Linked DNA regions of Homo sapiens: region 1 is linked to region 2. A link is a contact called in ENCODE Hi-C data. All regions are on one chromosome and are shown on one strand. The core of a region is the stretch at or near the end of the contact, and the rest is flanking DNA. Distances in the headings are between cores, read along the strand shown.

The links. Hi-C counts contacts between places; a loop is a spot of excess contacts on that map.
Region 1: a map of GM11168 shows a loop between it and region 2 (16-fold over the local background). The contact joins the promoter of PVRIG here to the enhancer-like site in region 2. A Hi-C loop is called at or near these places in 2 of 168 maps with a recorded cell type or tissue (GM11168 and K562).

The regions. Positions count from the first base shown.
Region 1 is chr7:100,218,355-100,223,175 of GRCh38, forward strand. PVRIG (PVR related immunoglobulin domain containing) reads left to right here and starts at 1,595. Exons shown (of 5, transcript NM_001397246.1): 1 at 1,595-1,674; 2 at 1,760-2,110; 3 at 2,193-2,319; 4 at 2,406-2,466; 5 at 2,574-3,136. The coding sequence starts at 1,617. The coding sequence ends at 2,897. It also overlaps a transcript of STAG3 not described here and the pseudogene CASTOR3P. RefSeq lists enhancers at 1,485-1,614, 1,675-1,744, 3,135-3,234, 3,255-3,354 and a silencer at 2,665-2,714.
Region 2 is chr7:75,012,154-75,017,240 of GRCh38, forward strand. The region is part of intron 2 of CASTOR2 (cytosolic arginine sensor for mTORC1 subunit 2); the gene reads left to right. Among named protein-coding and RNA genes, the nearest start is that of CASTOR2, 50 kb to the left of the region's middle. Within about 2 kb of position 2,783, at least 3 of the 41 ENCODE cell types and tissues checked have a DNase peak (open chromatin) inside an H3K27ac peak, as active enhancers do.

The DNA.
Region 1 (4,821 bases), core at 345-2,844, about 25 Mb after region 2:
TAGTATAACTATTCTTATTCTATGTATTTTCTTTATTATACTGGAACAGCTTGTGCCCTCGGTCTCTTGCCTTGGCAGCTGGGTGGCTTGCCTCCCACATGGCACTGCTGGGCATTGTCTGTTAATATTGAATAATTGTTTTAAGATTATTTTCAATAAGGCTTTACCTTTTTTAACTTGCACTGTGGCCATGAGCTCTGCTGGAAGTGACTTGTTGGTGTTATCTCCTCAGTTATAAAGTGAAGGGATTTTTCTTTTTCAGATTACTGAGAGTCTTCCGTTACTAGGTAAGTCACCGCATCCTTATAACTCCAGGTGACACTGACTGGGGTTTATGGGATGAAAGAGGAGTGTGTGCTTGGATGATGGGGTGTGATAGTGAAGGGGTGAAAGGTTTCTTCTCACACATAGACATCGTGAGGTCTTCCTTGAGCTCTTTAGAGCCTTCCCTCGGGATAGGATGAAATACTGAGATCCTAGAAAGGATTCACAAAACGTGTCACTCATCAGCGCAGATTCACCGATTCACCCCTAGATGTGTGTGGGATTTGGATGGCAGAGAGAAACAGGCACTGAAGATTTTTGGTCAGGACAGGGCAGAGAAATAAGAAGAGTTGAAAATTCACCAAAGGATAGATAAACCCAGGGCGTTTAGAGAAAACCTGTAGTGTGCAAAGGAGCCCAGAATCCTGGGGCAACTTGGAGGGAAATATACTTAATTTGATTCACTAAGTTAGGCCCAGTGAAGGGATTGGGTGGCATAGGTAGAAGCCGAAAAATAAAGTATCTTGTATTGCTGGAGTAGCCTCTGTTTCTGAGGTCACATCCAAACTTAGCGAGGCAGCTTAACCTGGTGAGAGACATGGGTTCAACTCCTGGCTTCTGCACTGCTAGGGCAGAGGACTGCTGTTTGCTGACACAATCTTGGTGCGTTGGAAGTGAAAGGGAAGAGGCACTGGTGGCTGTGCTTTGGGCCCGAGCAGCCAGAAGCCAGTTGCCATCACCTATGACGAGGAGACAGCGCCTGGGGCAGAGCCCAGTATGGGGTGCGTTCAGGGTAGATCAGGAGGTATGAGTGGGTAGTGGGCGAGCCAGGCTGGGGGTTGTGGGGGAGGCCTGCATTGCAGGTGTAAGCGTGGGACCCACATCAGATTGGTAGTGGGTCATGCATGCTGGGCTGGCTCTCAGGTCCTCCCTGCTGGCTTCCCACTCCCAGGGGCTTTCTCCTCCGATTCCTTAGCTGGGTGAGGGGCGGGACAGAGCCCTTTCTTAGGGAAGCCCGGCACCCCTTGCTGTCCAGGGAAGGGGAGTCCTTCTAGCCCCTGACAGCTTCTCTGCCCCTCCCCTGGCCTCCCCAGGCCTAGCCAGGGCTGGGTTCTCACCCACCTGTGCCGCCCTGCCTTGTTACCTGGAAGCACAGCCTTGGGGACTGAGCAGGCCCTCACTGTCACTTTAAGAAGGGAATCAGCCACTTTGTGCTCACCACCTCTGGGGAAGGTGTGAGAGGAGAGAAGGAAGTGGCTGTTTGGCTGCTGACAACATGAAGACTTCCTGCGATGAGAACAGAGGCACAGGTGCCGGCCCTGCAGCCCCCAGAACCTGGACTGGAGGGGGCCATGGGGCACCGGACCCTGGTCCTGCCCTGGGTGCTGCTGACCTTGTGTGTCACTGCGGGTGAGTGCCGGCACCAGAGAGGGGCAGGGGCTGCAGGGAGGGTGATGTAGGACAACAGCCCACCGACCTTGCTGCTGTTCCACAGGGACCCCGGAGGTGTGGGTTCAAGTTCGGATGGAGGCCACCGAGCTCTCGTCCTTCACCATCCGTTGTGGGTTCCTGGGGTCTGGCTCCATCTCCCTGGTGACTGTGAGCTGGGGGGGCCCCAACGGTGCTGGGGGGACCACGCTGGCTGTGTTGCACCCAGAACGTGGCATCCGGCAATGGGCCCCTGCTCGCCAGGCCCGCTGGGAAACCCAGAGCAGCATCTCTCTCATCCTGGAAGGCTCTGGGGCCAGCAGCCCCTGCGCCAACACCACCTTCTGCTGCAAGTTTGCGTCCTTCCCTGAGGGCTCCTGGGAGGCCTGTGGGAGCCTCCCGCCCAGCTCAGACCCAGGTGGGGCCGGGGCGAGGGGTCCAGGAGGGCAGGGAGGGGCTCGGGAACTGGCCACCCATCTGATTCTTGTCTCCGTGCCCAGGGCTCTCTGCCCCGCCGACTCCTGCCCCCATTCTGCGGGCAGACCTGGCCGGGATCTTGGGGGTCTCAGGAGTCCTCCTCTTTGGCTGTGTCTACCTCCTTCATCTGCTGCGCCGACATAAGCACCGGTGAGACCTGGTCCCTGTCCACGTCCCCCTGACACTGGGATGGCCACATGCCCTGCAGAGCTCTGACCATCCTTGCTCTCTCCCAGCCCTGCCCCTAGGCTCCAGCCGTCCCGCACCAGCCCCCAGGCACCGAGAGCACGAGCATGGGTGAGGAGGGGACCTGCTTTGGGGATGAGGTGACAGGGGCAGGGGCAGGGGGGCCAGGGCTGGGCCCAAGCTGTGCAGACTCACTTGACCCTCCTTCCCCCGCGCAGGCACCAAGCCAGGCCTCCCAGGCTGCTCTTCACGTCCCTTATGCCACTATCAACACCAGCTGCCGCCCAGCTACTTTGGACACAGCTCACCCCCATGGGGGGCCGTCCTGGTGGGCGTCACTCCCCACCCACGCTGCACACCGGCCCCAGGGCCCTGCCGCCTGGGCCTCCACACCCATCCCTGCACGTGGCAGCTTTGTCTCTGTTGAGAATGGACTCTACGCTCAGGCAGGGGAGAGGCCTCCTCACACTGGTCCCGGCCTCACTCTTTTCCCTGACCCTCGGGGGCCCAGGGCCATGGAAGGACCCTTAGGAGTTCGATGAGAGAGACCATGAGGCCACTGGGCTTTCCCCCTCCCAGGCCTCCTGGGTGTCACCCCCTTACTTTAATTCTTGGGCCTCCAATAAGTGTCCCATAGGTGTCTGGCCAGGCCCACCTGCTGCGGATGTGGTCTCTGTGTGTGCGTGTGTGGGCACAGGTGTGAGTGTGTGAGTGACAGTTACCCCATTTCAGTCATTTCCTGCTGCAACTAAGTCAGCAACACAGTTTCTCTGATGTCGGCCTCGGCTGTGCTTCTTCTTTGGGGGTGAAGAGAGTGGGGAGGCAGTCTCCACCCCTGGGAGGCAGAAGCCAGGTGAGAACCAGAGTGGGTTGGGGCCTCATTGCAGGGCTGGGGTTGGCCCAGGGAGAGGGCAGTGTCCCAATCTTAGAGATCTGTCCTGGCTTCTCAGAGTGGCAGGGGTGTTGGGGGAGCTTCCTGAGGGACACCTGTGGCTGCCTAGATAGGGCTGGGGGATCCCAGTGGGATGGTCTCTGCTCCAATCCCACCATGTTCTAGGACAACAGCAAGGGTTCCTGGGGCTTTGGCCTGAGAGAAGTCCCTGTGGTTTGACCTGGCTTCCCTCTGCTGGGCTCCCTGCTGTGGCCTGGGCTGGGGTCCTGATGCCCTCCTTCCACAGCTGGCGTTAGGCAGGGTGTGGAGAGTAGGGGGACTCACCTGAAATCTTCCCTCAATCACTTCCCCCGCCTCCTCTCGGGGAAGGCAGAGGCCTTCACAGACATGGGGGACTCCCCACAAAATGTTCCATCCAGAGCCAACCTTTCTGCTTGGTAGAGCTGTGTCTCCCCCTCAGCCTAGTTCCAGGGCGGGTCCGTGTCTCCCACCCCAAACTAGTTCCAGGGTGGGTCCCTGTCTCCCACCTCAGACCAGCTTTGGGGCTGGTCCGTGTCTCCCCCTTCAGACTATCTCTGGGGCAGGTCCATGTCTCCCACCTCAGACTAGCTCCAGGGCAGGTCTGTGTCTCCCCATTTAAACTAGCTCTGGGGCGGGTCCGTGTCTCCCCCATCAGACTAGCTCCGGGGCGGGTCTGTGTCTCCCACCTCAGACTAGCTCCAGGGCAGGTCCATGTCTCCCACCTCAGACTAGTTCTGGGGCGGGTCTTTGTCTCCCCGCTCAGACTAGCTCTGGAACGGGTCCTTGCCTTCCCACTCAGATTAGTTCCGGGGTGGGTCCATGTCTCCCCGCTCAGACTAGCTCCAGGGAAGGTCTGTGTCTCTTCCCTCAGATGAGCTCCTGGCAAAGCCTCCCCCGTCAGACTAAGACTCCTAGGCAGAGCCGTGCCTCCCCCTGGTCCAGCCGGCGACCCCTCATGCCCAAGGCAGCCCTACCCATTGAAGTAGGACATGACATCCATGAGGAGTGTGGCAACAGCAGGCAGCGTGTCGGGGTCCAGGCTGGTGACACAGAACCTGTTGCTCGGGCTGGACAGTGGGTGGATGACCGGCATCTGGACTGTAAGAGCACAAAGATGTCAGGCACTGAGGCTGGGACTGAAAGCAGCAGCTCTGGTGAGTGCAGGGCCTGGGAAGAGGGCTGGGGAGGGCTCAGCCGCAGGCCCTGAGAGACTCATTCACTGCTGCTTCTCCAGCCTCTACCACCAATTACCACCGTCCTGATTCTCCATCTCACTCTCAGGCCCCTGGGCCTTTGCACATGCTGTGCTGGCTGCCTGGGATGCCCTTCCCAACTGGCACCACCTGGCCCCGTTCCTACCTGTGTTCCAGGCTTCAGCACCACAGTCCCTGCCCAGGGAAACCCACCCTGACACCTGGGATTGCAGCAGGAGTGGCCTCTGGCCATTGCTGTATGCATGCACGTCCACCACCCTTGCTAGACATGGCAGCAGGGCCTGCCCAGGACCTTTCCATCACATTTTTTTTTTTTTGAGATGGAGTTTTGTTCTTGTT
Region 2 (5,087 bases), core at 1,533-4,032:
ACCACCATGTGTGGCCTAGGACAGTCTGAGAAGACTCTCAGGGGGCTGTGGCAGGATTTGGGGTGGGCCTAGGGGCTGCAGTATGAGGCTAGGAGGACAACTGTACCCCTCATCTCCTTGGACGCTCTGCTTCAGAAAGAGAGTTTAGTTTTTGTTTGCTTGCTTTTCTCGAGGTAGTCTCGCTCTGTCCCCAGACTGGAGTGCAGTGGCGCGATCTCAGCTCACTGCATCCTCCACCTCCCAGGTTCAAGCGATTCTCCTGCCTCAGCCTCCTGAGTAGCTGGGATTACAGGCATGCACCACCACACCCGGCTAATTTTTTTTTGTATTTTTAGTAGAGACAGGGTTTCACCATGTTGGCAAGGCTGGTCTTGAACTCCTGACCTCAGATGATCCTCTTGCCTTGACCTCCCAAAGTGCTGGGATTACAGGCATGAACTACTGCACCTAGCCCACTGGCTAGTTTTTGGGATTTTTTGTTTTTTGTTTTTTTGTTTTGTTTTGAGATGGAGTCTCGCTCTGTTGTCCAGACTGGAGTGTAGTGGCATGATCTCAGCTCACTGCAACCTCCACCTCCTGGGTTCAAGCGATTCTCCTGCCTCAGCCTCCTGAGTAGTTGAGACTACAGGCATGCACCGCTATGCCCAGCTAATTTTTGTATTTTTAGTAGAGACAGGGTTTCACCATGTTGGCCAGGCTGGTCTCGAACTCCTGACCTCAAGTGATCCACCCGCCTCAGCCTTCCAAATTTCCAAAGTGCTGGGATTATAGGCGTGAACCACCGTGCACAGCCCACTGGCTAGTTTTTGTGTTTTTTTGTAGAGGATTCTCACTATGTTGCCTATGCTGGTCTGGAACTCCTGGCCTTAAGCAGTCCTCCCACCTTGGCCTCCCAAAGTGTTGGGATTACAGGCATGACCCCAGGAAGAAGGATGCTGGCTCTGGCATGGGGAATGAAGGCCGGTGCCCTGTCACCCCGTTCTGCAAACCTCCAGCGCTGCAAACATTGCTTCCCACCAAAGGGCCTCTTCTGCCACTCTTAACATGAGCCAGGGTGTGTGTTCACTGGCAGCTTTGATAGTTAGAAGCTAGCAGCTGGCCATGGTTCAGTGGATGCTGGGTCTTTCCTGGGAGGGCAGGGGATGGCTTGTAAATGACATGAGCCAGCAGAGTTCCTTGTTCAATGTGAACGTTCTTAAGAGATTCTTGGTCTGAGCACAGTGGCTCATGCCTGTAATCCCAGCCCTTTGGGAGGCTGAGGCAGGTAGATCGCTTGAGCCCAGGAGTTCAAGCAGGTTGGGCAACATGGCAAAGCCCCGTCTCTACAAACAATACAAAAATTAATCTGTTGTGGTGGCACATGGCTGTGGTCCCAGCTACTCGGTGGGCTGCGGTGGGAGGATCACTTGAGCCTGGGAGGTTGAGGCTGCAGTGAGCCATGATTGTACCACTGCACTCCAGCCTGGGTGATAGAGCAACACCCTGTCTCAAAAAAAGAAAAAAAGAAGGTCTTGGCTCAAATGGATGCAGTATGTCTGTGTGGCAGACAGAGGGGTTGTATATGTGTATATTCCGATTTTTTACGTGTGTGTGTGACTGAGTCTCGCTCTGTCACCCCGGTTGGAGTCCAGTGACACAATCTCTGCTCACTGCAACCTCCACCTCCCGGGTTCAAGCGATTCTCATGCCTCAGCCTCCTGAGTTGCTGGGATTACAGGCACGCACCACCACACCCGGCTACTTTTTATATTTTTAGTACAGACAAGGTTTCCCCCATGTTGGTCAGGCTGGTCTTGAACTCCTGACCTCAAGTGATCTGCCTGCCTTGGCCTCCCAAAGCACTGGGATTACAGGCATGAGCCACCGTACCCGGCCTCTTTTAAGTATTTCGTGAGCACTGTGTGCAGTGCTAGGTGTCCTGACAGATTCAGAATAACGTTAGAAGCCTCTGGGTAATGGGTAGAAGCTTAGACTTGCAGTTAGAGGGGCCCAGTGCTTATCTAGGCTCCACATCACTAGCCCTCACCCATCACAGTCCCCTTGTCTGTGAACTGGGGACAGCGGTACATCATTGTGGTCCATGCCACGCATGGCAAGGCATGGTCAGGAGGCAGTGACCGATCAAAAGGTGGAGAGGTGGCCGGGCAAGGTGGCTGACACCTGTAATCCCAGCACTTTGGGAGGCCGAGGCGGGCAGATCACTTGAGGTAAGGAGTTCGAGACCAGCCTGCCCAACATGGTGAAACCCCTTCTCTACTAAAAATACAAAAAAAAAAAAAAAAAAAAAGTAGAGCCAGGCATGGTAGTATGCACCTGTAGTCCCAGCTACTCAGGAGGCTGAGACATGAGAATCGCTTGAACCCGGGAGGCAGAGGTTGCAGTGAGCCGAGATCGCGCCGCTGCACTCCAGCCTGGGCGACAGAGTAAGACACTCTCGCTCAAAAAAAAAGGAAGCAACAGCTCTGGGTTCTTTCCCAGGCTGAGGCCGTGAGCAGGGCGGGTAGACCAATCCATCAGACAGGCTGCCTGCTCCTGGCCAGCTGCTGATTGACCTGAAATCCTCCAGCCAGCAGCAGCCGCCTCTTCCCCCACACCCACGTTTCCAGCTGGTCTCAGGCCTGGGCTTCTCCCCAAGACCACTCTGGGTCTCATCCAAACCTGCCAAGAGACTCCTAGTGGCAGAGTCTTGGTTATGTCAGCACCCCCTCAAGGTGTACACTTCACCACCTCGGAGGCTATATCAGCAGCCGCTTCCGCTGGGGAGGACAGAGCCAGGATTGGCCCCTCGGAGCCCGAAGCCTGCGGCTTTGATAAGAGACAGGCCTCCCACTGCTCAAGACTGGGGCCGCCCTTTCCCATTTCTGTGCAGCCGCCTGCCTCTCTAGCCACCCACTGGCTGACCACTGGTCCTTCTCAGCCAGCGGGACCAATGGGCTCCTTGGGCTGTGGTCACCATGGTGACCGGAGCTGGGCAGGTAGGAACAGGCATGGGCCTCACTCAATTTCCCTCCTCTCAGGCCATCTTGCCTGCCAGCAGAGCCCAGCTCGTCTTTCCCCAGGAATCTTCATCATCACAGCTGCCTTGGCTCACCCATCTTTGAGCCCCTCTCTCCCTTTTTATCGATTTATTTTTTGAGACAGGGTCTGGCTGTGTCACCTAGGCTGGAGTGCAGTGGTGCGGTCATAGCTCACTGCAGCCTTGAAATCTCAGACTCAAGCGATCCTCCCACCTCAACCTCCCAAGTGGCTGGGACCACAGGCATGTGCCACCATGCTTGGCTCATTTATTTTTTATTTTTATTTTTTTAGAGATGGGGTCTCGCTACGTTCTCCAGGCTGGTCTCAAATTCCTGGCCTCAAGCGATCCTCCTACCTTGGCCTCCCAAAGCAGTGGGAGTACGGGCATGAGCCACCGCCTCCAGCCTCAGCACCTCTCTTTTTAGCCCCCTATTTTCTTAGGGACTTGGTACTTTTCATTTAGTGCCCAAGATAGAGCCTGGGTTCTTGAGCCAGACCCGCACTGGAATCCTGGCTCTGTTACTTCCTAAGTGATCTTCGGCAAATCACTGAGCCTTCCAGGTCCAGGGTTTCTGGACCGTTGAGTGTACGGTGAGCAAAATAACCCTGCCTCGGCCAGGCGCGGTGGCTCACGATTGTAATCCCAGCCCTTTGAGAGGCCAAGGCGGGTGGATCACTTGAGGCCAGGAGTTTGAGACCAGCCGGGCCAACATGGTGAAACCCCATCTTTACTAAAAATATAAAAATTAGCCGGGCATGATGTTGGGTGCCTCTAATCCCAGCTACTCGGGAGGCCGAGGCAGGAGAATTGCTTGAACCAGGAGGCAGAGGTTGCAGTGAGCCAAGATCATGCCAATGTACTCCAGCCTGGGTGACAGAGTGAGGCTCCATCTCAAAAAAAAAAATCCTGCCTCCTTGTGGGATGCAGTGTCAGAGTTCACCTCCCTGTGCCGTGCCCCCTCCCCACTCAGGGCCTGGCACTAGGTGGGTTTATGCAGGTGCCTGGTGTTGTATGAAGAGCCCCGAATGCAGCCTGGGCTCGAGTCTGCAGCTGTGTGTGGTCACACATAGTGTGTGCCTGTGTCCCACATTCAGGGCTACTCAGGGTCTCTGTCTGCAGGACAGGGTGGAAGGGATGGCTCCAGCGTTTGGATTCTGGGTTTTCATGAGCTAGGTAAGGAGGCTTAGCAGTTGCTGCTGCTGTGGACTCCCCACCCTGCCAAAGCCAATGCCAGCCCCTGGGACTTCCAGGCTCTCAGGAGGGACATGGGTGACAGTCACTGCCCCCCATGATGCAGCCTCTTCAGGGGCCCTCCTGGAGTTGCCTCTTCTTCCAGAGAAGCCCAATGTGCAGGGCTGGCTGAAGGGGGAAGAGAAACCCCAAAGCCCCACCCAGCCTTTTCCTGGCCTCCCCTCCACCCAGAGCCTCCCTGAGAGGTATCCAGGAACCCAGTTTGAAAGCCAGTTACACATGGGACAATGGGTGTGATGGCAGCATCAGACCCACAAAAGGGTTGTAAGAACTAAAGGACATTACCCACTACTGATGCCATCGTTTTACGGCTGAGCAAACTGAGGCTCGGTGCAGATCAACCACTTGCCCACATGGCTCCTACTCTGCTAAGCTGCCGGGGATGTCCTGTGTCATCTGAGGGCCTTCCCTGCCCAGTCCTCCCAGGAAGCAGCCTTTGATTCAAATCCCATCCTGTTGAAGGCTGGGCGCAGTGGCTCACGCCTGTAATCCTAGCGCTTTGGGAGGCCAAGGCAGGAGGATCCCTTGAGATCAGGAGTTCGAGACCAGCCAGACCAACATGGGAAAATGCCATCTCTACTAAAAATACAAAAATTAGCTGGGTGTGATGGTGCATACCTATAATCTCCGCTACTCAAGAATCACTTGAACCCAGGAGGTGGAGGTTGCAATGAGCCGAGATCGCGCCACTGCACTCCAGCCTGGGTGACAGAGCAAGACTCTCTCAAAAAACAATCCCATCCGGCTGGGTGCGGTGGCTCACGCCTGTAATCCCAGCACTTGGGGAGGCTGATGCGGGCGGATCACGAGGTCAAGA